Regions from separate parts of the Homo sapiens genome. Here region 1 is linked to region 2. A link is a contact called in ENCODE Hi-C or POLR2A ChIA-PET data. All regions are on one chromosome and are shown on one strand. The core of a region is the stretch at or near the end of the contact, and the rest is flanking DNA. Distances in the headings are between cores, read along the strand shown.

Region 1 (5,087 bases), core at 2,188-4,687, 350 kb before region 2:
TTTTACATTTGAGGTTTGATGTTTTCATTTAATGGTATGAGAGATGGAGAAAGCTCTAGCGCTGAAAAGTCCCTATTAAATCATATGTGGGCAAAGGTCAAGCACTCCAACTCACTGACGCAATATACTACAGATTCCTGCCTAAGTGATGAGGAACACAGGAAAAAGTACTTTGGCAATAAAATTATTAGAACAGTAATTATCATCGGTGGTTGGGACTGCATTCTTGTGCACTGGGAAAACGTTTTTACTGGCCCTGATGAATTTTAAAGCCAAGTATTGTTGAAAGCTATTTTAATAGGAAATTGATTAGCTGAGTGTTCCATACAAGAAATGGTGACGGTTTCATTGTTTGAGGTCCAAAATAAATTTTTATTCTTTAGCAGACATAGGCATCCCTTTAATTTTAATATGGTCAGACTGAACAGCAGCATAATTTTGAGTGAATGTGATGTCATGAACATCTGTAACTTTGTTTTTGGAGTTTTTGACATTACACAATTTGATAATATTACTGCTTTGAAATTTATTGGCTTGTGTAGTTAAAATTTCAGATACACTCAGAGATAAAGTTTACTGAACATATATTTTGTTTAGGCCCAATTGTTTGTGTTTTTTCTTTGTAATTACAAAATTGTTTCTTAAATTTTAATTTGAAAATTAAAATGCACAATTCTGTTGTTATGCATTGCTTTGACTTTGAAATTTTGTTGTTATGCATTGTTATGCAGTTTTCAAAGAAGAAATGAGAGAAAGGGGTGCAGAAAGTTTGAGTTGCTCTGCCATGCACTTTTTATACTTAATACAGAATGTAAAGACTACTTAGCCATTTTGGACAGAGCTTTCTATACCTGTCTTAAAAACCCATCTGTTTTCCTATGTTACAAGGCATGTGTATATGGGTAATAGAAGCCAGTTTACCTGTAGAAATAAAATGGTCATATAGTTTTACTTTATAGGTCAGCTATTTTGAAAAAGAGCAATAACTGCAACTCTCTCAATATCAGCAGACAAGAGACACTGTGTGAGAGAGTATATGGAACCTTTGTAACATTGTGGATAAGTGAGGCAACTATTACCTCTATTTTCAAAGTTTAAAATACATCATGCAAAAGTTACAGGGCAACTGCTGACTTTGTAATCTGTGAAGCAAGTGTCTTACAGTGTTGGGAATCTCTGTTGATGCACTGGCCTCATCTCTGTTGAGAAGTGAAAACCGGATAACCTTAGTGGAGGAATCTGGCTCAGTTGGTGTTGAGATCAGAACTGTATTATAACTTGTAAATATGCTAGAAATGTAGACACACTTAGTGGGATGCTTTTTTTTTTTTTTTAAACAGTGGAGTAGAGGCATTTCGGCAGTGACATTATTAACAGCGTCATTTTTCTCATTTACTTTTGTCCTCAGGGGACACCAAATAGCTCCCAGAGGAGGAGAAAAAGGTCCAAGGTTATTTATTCATTTCAGTGCAAAGGGCTAGCAATGGGGGTGGGGAAACTAACCAGTTGTGAATTCTCTGGTGGGGAAAAAATTACTACCCTAATTTGACAGTAGTACGTTAAGGGCTGGGTATGATTTTGTTTTTTGTTTAAGAGTAGTAGACAGTAGTAGTAGTACTCAGTAGTAGTTTAAGAGCTGGGTAATTTGATTACCTGAGCTGGTAAAATTGATTTTGCAATTCTCATCAAGTACAGGCACTTTCAATACTTCTTGATTGTTTATATATGCATTTATGAGTGGATTTTTGGTGTTCCTCCTTGTGGATATAAATTTGTGTTTTCCAGACTACACATGTATGATTTTTGTGGTTCATTTGGAAAAAGGAAAGATCCCAGGGCATGGTGCAGTAGATACTTGCAGTTTTGCAGGCCTGCTTTCTGGGGTCAGGAGGTCATCTGTCTCTTTTGCATTTAGTTTTTAAATATTGATATTGGTGATGCAGCCAGGGTGTGTAGAATAGTTGAACCTTCTTGCAAACCACATGCAAGAGCCAAAAAAAAAAAAAAAAAAAAAAAAAGGCATCGAGTGTATTGGAAATGACAGCTTTGTTAAGTTCCAAGAAATCTTTCATGAAACTGCCCAGGATTTGCAACCTGTCGCTGCAATTTCTTTAGGAAGGAAAAGGTTAAAAGAAAAACAATATTAGATACTTGAGATGTCAAGCTCCTCTCTGGAGATCCGTAGTGAAAGGCTCAAATGTGGTAGCGTTGCTTATTTCAAATATACAACTGGGTTTTGAAAAATCCAGTGAGCTGAAGCACTGGCATTCTATTTAGAAATCAATAAACTTTCTGTTAGTTAGAAAGGAAACTTTTTTTTTTCCCTTATAAGGCAGCAAGGAGATCTAGGGAGGAGATCTTTAAGAATACTGAAATAACAGAGTTTCCTGTTGCTGAGAGAATCATTCACTTCTTTCTGCCTCCTCAGCCAGGTTTTGGGGTGAATGAAAGTGGCCTGTCACACCAGTGCTTTTAACCCTCTCAGTGTGGGAGGGAGAGATGAAGAGTTTAGGATTGGTAAGTACCAAAGTTTAAGAAGTGTTTGGCCCATTTTGATACTATCAGAAGCTTTTCAGAGATATTTCCACTCTTAATACCACGACACAGACGTGCTAGAAAAAATGGAAAGTGAATACAATGCAGGCACTTTCTCAGTTCCTCCTTCTACCTGGGATTTAAAAGATTGAGATTTTCAAACCAAAGGTGGTGGACAAGTGTTGTGTTAAGAGAAGCCAGGCATCCCATGCACCGAAATCCACCAGTCCCTCTTTCCAAACAACTCCCTAGAGTTCTTCCAGGGAAGGCCTGCAATGACCTTGGCATTGGCTGGACAAGAAGAAGTGTTTTGGGGGGTGTCAGCCATTCTCCACATGGCTGCAAGGCCTGAGAAGACAGTCAAAGCCATAGAAACTGAGCACCCCCATAAACCTTCTTTTTCAGGAAGTCTCTGTTGCTCACTCTTCATTCCTTTTTGGTTTTCCTCGCCTCACCATACTCCTATCTCATTTTCCTTTTTCTGGGAAACAAATCAAAACCAAAAACTATCAAGCATCCTCTATGGTCATCAAAGTGCAACCAGCCATAAGCACCCTCAAACGTGGGGCAATTGAAAGAGATTTGAACCCCTAAGTGATGGGCCTGGGAGGCCCCAGACGTCTTCACTTCTCTGGGGTCTTACCTGGATCTGACGCTGCTTCTTCGCCCTTGGTGTTGCTGAAGCTTTTGTGGGCTCTTCTGTGTAATACTTGTCAATTTTTCGTTTTTCTTTTTTAAGCTTGTGAAAAACTTTTGGATGCAACCTAGTTTTGGTGGCAGAAGGAAATGGTTTCTGTTGGGAAAGGGAAACTAATAAAGGGAGGAGGGGTAGCGATGTCGGGAGACACTTGCCCAGGGCTCAGCCCTGGGCCTCTTTTTGCCAGGGGACAACGGCTGGTTCTGGGCTCTCAGGCTGAAAGGAGTGCTCTCTGGGTGCCAGGATTTCACTGGGGGTGGTGTGGTGAGGAGGGAGGGAAGAAGGGAGGGAGGGAGAGAAGGAGAGATGGGCGCTCGATTTTTAAAGAGACCCCGAAATAATGGCTTCTATGAGAGTCCAGGCATTCAAAGAGGTGTGTTCAAGGATATTAGTGCATTCCTGCCAAGGGGAATGTCTTTTATGGTAAATTAACTCCAGTTAAATTGAATATTTGTTCAAAGGGAAACTGCAGTAGTTAAAGCTGGTATTATCAGTAGAGCTTCCCCACCCCCTCCCCTCAGAATCTGGTGAGGGTGAGAAAGGGGATGCAGTGTAATGTGCAATACAAAGTGATGCTTTCGTGCTGGTGGTTTCTCTGTGTGTGTGTGTCTGTGTGTGTTTAATCTAAGATGAGGTTGCCTAAAATTTCTGAGAGAAATGAGTATTTACTTGGATTAACCCTGTCACCTCATTTCTTTCATCCATAAAGACTGCCAACTTTATCCCAGCTTTTCAAAAAGAAGAAATGACCCGCACAAAGGAAATTAACGTTGTCAGAACGCTGACTCCAGGATTTGCCGGGGCAGGGGCGGGGACCGCAGGGAGGCCGCTCCCAGGGCGTGTGGCCGAAAGGGTTAACTCGCAGGGGTCCGCGCGATCTCCCCGACTTTACCTGTCTTCCTAGTCCCAGCAGCCCCCGTCCCCGGCCTCCCGAACTCCCCACCCCCCAGCGCCTTTCTTCTTTGGGCTCTGGGTTTACGGGGGCTGCAGCTGGTAAACTTGGCAAGCTCGCCTCATTAAGAGCGCTCTTTGAAAACGGACTGTGTTTGAGCATTTCCCTAATGAGGACAGGACGGGGTTAAAAAGTGACCATTTCATGGTTGACTTGAACCTGCCTACTTTTCTTGATGTGTCGTTGTGAAATGCTTGATGTGGATAACTCCCACTTGGTGAAGGAAAAAGTCACTGGTTCCTCCAGGTCCGCTGGGGGAGGGAAGAGGGGACGGTGGACAGAAACCAGAGGGAGTGAGAGGGGCTAAAGTTGAGGGGACAGATCACGAGCTGGGAAGCGGTGGAAAGAGGACCGGGGAATCGGGGGCGAGCCTCGAAACGCCCCAGCAGTACCCGTGGAAGCGGGGCGGCCCCGCCCTGGGGATGGGCCCGCGAGGACCCGGTAGCCCCAGCGCCCCCCGGATCCCCCAGCTAGGTAGACTCGGAGCCCCAGGCGCTCACTTTTCCTCCCTCCATTGTCTGGGAGGCCTTTGCTTCCCCCTCGTCCCCATCCACCCCAAGCAGAAAACTGGATTTGGGGGGCGGTGTGTGTATGTGGGCGGGGGGTGCAGAAAGGGTGCAAGGCGAACCGCCTTCTTCAAAATCCCTGGAATCAAGTTCATTCACTCGGAGCCTGCACGGGCGACGGGGTGGGGGCGGGGCAGCGCCGCGGTGGGGAGCCGGCGCGGGCGCCGAGCGGCTCAGGGCCCGCAGCCTCTGGAGGGCTGCAGCGGCGCGCGCGCGCCCGCCGGCCCGCCCCGCAGCCCCGGGCGCGCCGCGGCCCCGCCCCGCCTGCACCCGGGCGGGTAGGGAGACGCTTTCCGCCGGCGCCCCGGGCCCCGGGGGGTGGGGATTGGGAGCCAGC
Region 2 (4,980 bases), core at 1,085-3,584:
GAAGGATGGATTTTGAACTTCATTTACTGTTTGTGTGTTTTTACTGTGTATTTTGTGTATTTCTTTCTTTCTTTCTTTCTTTTTCTTGAGACAGAGTTCTGCTCTTGTCACCTGGGCTGGAGTGCAGTGGCACGATCTCGGCCCACTGCAACCTCCGCCTCCCTGGTTCAAGGGATTCTCCTGCCTCAGCCTCCCGAGTAGCTGGGATTACAGGTGCCCGCCACCATGCCCAGCTAACTTTTGTATTTTTAGTAGAGATGGGTTTTCACCATGTCGGCCAGGCTGGTCTCTATCTCCTGACCTCAGGTGATCCACCCACCTCGGCCTCCCCAAGTGCTAGGATTACAGGCATGAGCCACTGCGCCCAGCCACTTTTCCAGGGATAGTTCCAGTTTATGCCTGTTGTCCTGGTGTAGTTATTAATAGCAACTCTCACCATTTGTCTTGGTATGCACAACAAATTATAAGATCATCTTACCTCTTTCTCTTCTGTGTTCTTCCCCTCTTGTCCAAGTGGGAGGTGGGAAGGCGCTGGGTGATTATGGTATCCATTAATGGCCTCTCTGTGTTGCAGGTATCTTTTTTTTTTTTTTTTTTTTCTGAGACGGAGTCTCGCTCTGTCGCCCAGGCTGCAGTGTAATGGCGCGATATCGGCTCACCGCAACCTCAGCCTCCTGGGTTCAAGCAATTCTCCTGCCTCAGCCTCCCGAGTAGCATGCGCCACCACGCCTGGCTAATTTTGTATTTTTAGTAGAGATAGGGTTTCCCCATGTTGGTCAGGATGGTCTTGAATTCCCGACCTCAGGTGGTCCGCCCGCCTCGGCCTCCCAAAGTGTTAGGATTACAGGCGTGAGCCACTGCACCCGGCTGCGTTGCAGATATCTTAAGTGTTCCTTCTGTTGTGGGTTGCCTATGTGGTTCTTCAAGAGTCTCTGTAGAAGCTTCTCACTCCACAGTTTCCTGACTGGGGAACTCTGATTCCAGCTTATTTTCCTATATACCATAATAGCTCTTGCCCTTCAGCCATTCACTGTCTTACAGCTTCCTGCAAGGGGTTTCTTTCGCACTAAAATGTAGCACTGCACAACCCTTTTGCAATGAAGAAGGGAGGAACTAACTGCATAGAGTAATGCTGCACTCCCACTTCTGAGTGGGAAGTCCCACACTTCTCACTTCTCAGTCGTCTTTTCATAGGAACCAGAGTGGGAGGAGAGAGAGGTGGCTGTTGGCAGGGCTGGCTCTGCTCTGGTGCCTCTCAATAACTCTTAGGGAATTTCCTTGAAATTAGAATGTGATAAATTTACTGTCAGGTGCTCAGATTGGGTCTTAGGTAAATGTCAGTGCAACAAGAAAAGTCCTACTTGACATTGCATTACATATCTATAACAAACACCAACTTGCAATATGAGGCAGCACCATCCTTACTGACAGCATCAGCTGTATTGTTGCAGTGAAGTTCAGTAGGAACCAGCACTCTATCAGTGTTCAGTTTTGGTTTTGACTCATCTTTATAAATTTGTTTTCCTCCACTGAAAATTTTAGTTACAGCTTGGAAGTGGAGTGGACTCCTTCCTTCCTAATTACCTTATCAACTAAAAGACGACTTTCTTTTCTTGACAAACCACCTCAACCAATCAACATTATTTCTCAAGAAAATGGAAAAAGTATAGTAGATCTAAGAACTTCTCCTTATTCCTAAATACCAGCAGTCAGCATGACCAGTTTTCTTTTTCCCATTGTTGCTTTAAAACTGATTAAAAATTGCAGAATGGGCTAGAGCCATGCGTTACCTGTGTTTTCATTTCCGATAGCTAATACAATGTCTGACACCTTGTAGGTATTTGAAAATAATTTGTTCAATGGTTACATTTCTCTTTGTACCATTCACAGTGCCTAGCATGATGCTGTGTGCATATTAAGTGCTTAAACATTTTTATTATTGATGAAATAATGTATAGTCCCTTTGCTTCATTTTTCAGGTTGCTTTAAGAAAGAAAAGGTTCATTTAGAGAATGTGTCATTTAGTTTGAGCCACATTTCCTGAAACTTTGCTTTCTTTGCAATCACACCAGAACAAGTTATCATGGGAAGAACCTGAATAGGGCTCAGAAAATGATCTTCACACCTCAGTCCCTTTTAGAGACCCCTTGGATGCCAATGTTTTTGTCTAGGCAGCCATTGGAACATTTATTTTTATTAACTTCTCTGTGCATGTTCAGTGCCATTTTCCTTCCCCCCTCAGCTTTGCAGCATTCCCAGGTGGGGGACAGCCTGGTCAGGAGTCAGGTTCAGGGCTTCAGCTTGACTCATAAATGTGGAAATAACAAAATGTGTTCCCTGAAGCTTTGCAGCATTGTCAGGAAATGGGCTGCTTGCATGCTGTACTTCCACAGATCTGGAAACTCTGCTGAGTTTGGGTTGACTCCAGAAAAAAGTTTAAAAGTGTTCAGGGAAGAGAGGAATGAAAGCGGGCCATTAGTTGGAGACACCAGCGCTCCGGTGGAGTCTGTGTCTTGGCTGGCCTGTTGGCAATGGGCGACTCTGGAGTGTGTGCTGTGTACTGTGGCGGCGAAGTTTGCTTTTCTAAGGATTGGGGCTTTGCAGGAACTTTCCTTCCCACATTTTTCATATCTCAGAAATCTGAGTGGCACCTCTGGGGAGAAGTGGGGTATAGAGTTATTGTTTCCGGCTGGAAGAAACCAAGGCATAGAGCAGTCTAAACTCAGAACTCAAGCATGAGTATTGGATCTTAACCATCTTAGTACCCAGCCTACCCTAGACTGTCAATAAATATGTGGAGAATCAGTGAATGTGTAAAATTGACTTCTATTTGTGTGTCATCAAAGGCAGGAACTGAGCTCAACATCAGGTCTTTTTGTATGCTGTGAGCTACACAGATGATCTCAGGGGGCATAAATGATGGGATTCAGGGCAACTTTTCCTTGTTTGTGTTGTTGACACAACACCTTTCTCATTATTCTCAACTCAGGGAAGAATTTCATCTTTGTGATTTTTCTCTCTTTGCTCCTGGACCACCAGAGCTGTGAGATCCAGAGGACAGGGAGTATGAGAGCAGCAGCTGGGAGGCCAGGAGGCCTCTAATCCTTGCCCTTATTTGGGCCTTAAGAAGACAATATAAAGAAGCTGACTGGTCACCAAAGGAAACACAGATTGTGGGTAGCTGGTGGTGTTTGTGTCATAGCTTCTTAGTAACCTCCCCAGAAGGCTAGAAGGGAATTTGATCACCAATCAAGTAAACGAAGAAGTAATTAGAGCTTTAGGGTTACTTTAAATGTATCGGATTATTTTTTCCATGATGCAATTTCGGGAGGAGTTTTTGTGATTCTTCTCCCCACTCCCCAAGAGGCTTCCATGGCAAGAGTCTCTTGACCTATAATGCTCGTGTTCATATCCTGGCTCTGCCACACACATGCTTTGTGACCTTGGGCAAGTTACTTAACTTCTCTGAGCCTCAGCTTCCTCAACTGGAAAATGGGGATACACTTAAATTACAGGTGTATCATGAAGCCTCAATGAATTAAATACATGTAAAAGTGTTAAAATGGTGTCTATGTGCTAACTATGATTATTGTCATTTTGCTTACACACCATCCATCAGACAATTTGATACAGAGGCCAAAAAATATATTTTTTAAAATTGGCAGTTTTTTAATAGAGTACTGTTTGAAGGCTAGAAAATGAACTACTTGAACTCTCAAGGTTTTCTTACAAATCACAGGCTCCCGTGACAATTCTGATTCTTATGTTTTTTACTTTCACAACTGGTTATTGAAGGATTCTCAGCTCTAATTCCACAAGGTTTTTTTTTTTTTTTTTTTTTTTTTTTAAAGAACATAGTGTATTAGTTCTCCATATGAATTTTAAGGGCATTTGAGTATGTTGGTTAATGTTTTTGAAATCTCCAAATGAAAGGCTTTAAATGTCTTTTCAAGTGTACACCTCAGTGCGCCTCTTCTGTTTTGAGCACCAGTTATGAAATTGAAGCTGGGATTAAACTGTAAAATGTCAGTGAATGGTTTGGAGTCTTCTGGAGTAAATTTTTGCACTGTAAGCACTTTGTTACTTGTCTCTAAATTATTTTAAAAAGTGTATATGGGAGATACTGGTGCAGCTCACCTACGAAAAGCAATTTTCCAGGAACACTGCTATCCCAATGCACAACAGGAAATTTATTGAAAACCTAGCAGGTTGGAGAAAAACAGTAGCTGGCTCAACGACGAGTGTCAAGAGAAGATAGGGAAAAAATGAAGTGGGGACAAAGTTACCCAAAGAGTATTAAACTTAGCTCTATGTAAGGACAACTTTCTGTAAAGTCATTCCTGTGAGTGTCTATAACCCTCTAGTGGGAAGTTCACGTACACGTGCTCAAGCACGCACATGCGTGCACACACACACACGCACATCTGGCACTTGAATTGCAGATAACCTAACCCGACACTAACCTTGGCTTGGCTACAGAAGTAATATTTTTACCAGGATGAACTGTGTTGAACAATTTCTTCAACGCATTAGTCATGCTTTAACTTTAGACATGCAAGTTTTTCCTTTTAACCCATTTTAATGCACATGGCTTTCTAATTTGATCAAAGATAGGAGAATATTGTCATTTCTGAATGCCAGAGTTACTTATTCTCTCATATAATATAAAAATCAATCAAGGATCATCTATATCAAAGAACTATATTTAGTAAATAGGTGAACCTATTTTTATGGGTTTCATTGAATCACTAGAATTGGGAACTCACAGAATTATCTATAGATAAAAAGAAAACAGCGGTGAAATCAATATATTGCTGTGAAAAGTTAATAACTTATTACTCCACCAAATGTATGCTTTACTGAATAAAGCGGAGATTAAAGTACATTTTTATATTGCTATTTTAGCCTTACTTTTATTAGGATTCCTTTGGAAGGCCCGTAAGTCATTTTGTATTTGCGCATAGGATGGCCAATAAATAA

Evidence for each region. A loop is a pair of places that touch in the nucleus more often than their neighbours do. ChIA-PET counts read pairs that join two places held with the same protein, here RNA polymerase II (POLR2A). Pooled maps may share reads with other maps.
Region 1: a loop to region 2 is called in a pooled map, with 2.0 times the contacts of the local background. The contact joins the promoter of NFIB-AS1 here to the enhancer-like site in region 2. A Hi-C loop is called at or near these places in 3 of 37 single-sample maps with no recorded cell type and 5 of 50 pooled maps. POLR2A ChIA-PET finds 5 or more read pairs at or near these places in 1 of 52 experiments (PC-3).

What each region holds. Positions count from the first base shown.
Region 1 is chr9:14,315,437-14,320,523 of GRCh38, reverse strand. NFIB-AS1 (NFIB antisense RNA 1) reads right to left here and starts at 3,437. Exons shown (of 2, transcript NR_186536.1): 1 at 3,179-3,437. It also overlaps a transcript of NFIB not described here.
Region 2 is chr9:13,959,650-13,964,629 of GRCh38, reverse strand. The region is part of intron 4 of LOC101929507 (a long non-coding RNA gene); the gene reads left to right. Among named protein-coding and RNA genes, the nearest start is that of LINC00583, 34 kb to the right of the region's middle. Within about 2 kb of position 2,334, at least 3 of the 41 ENCODE cell types and tissues checked have a DNase peak (open chromatin) inside an H3K27ac peak, as active enhancers do.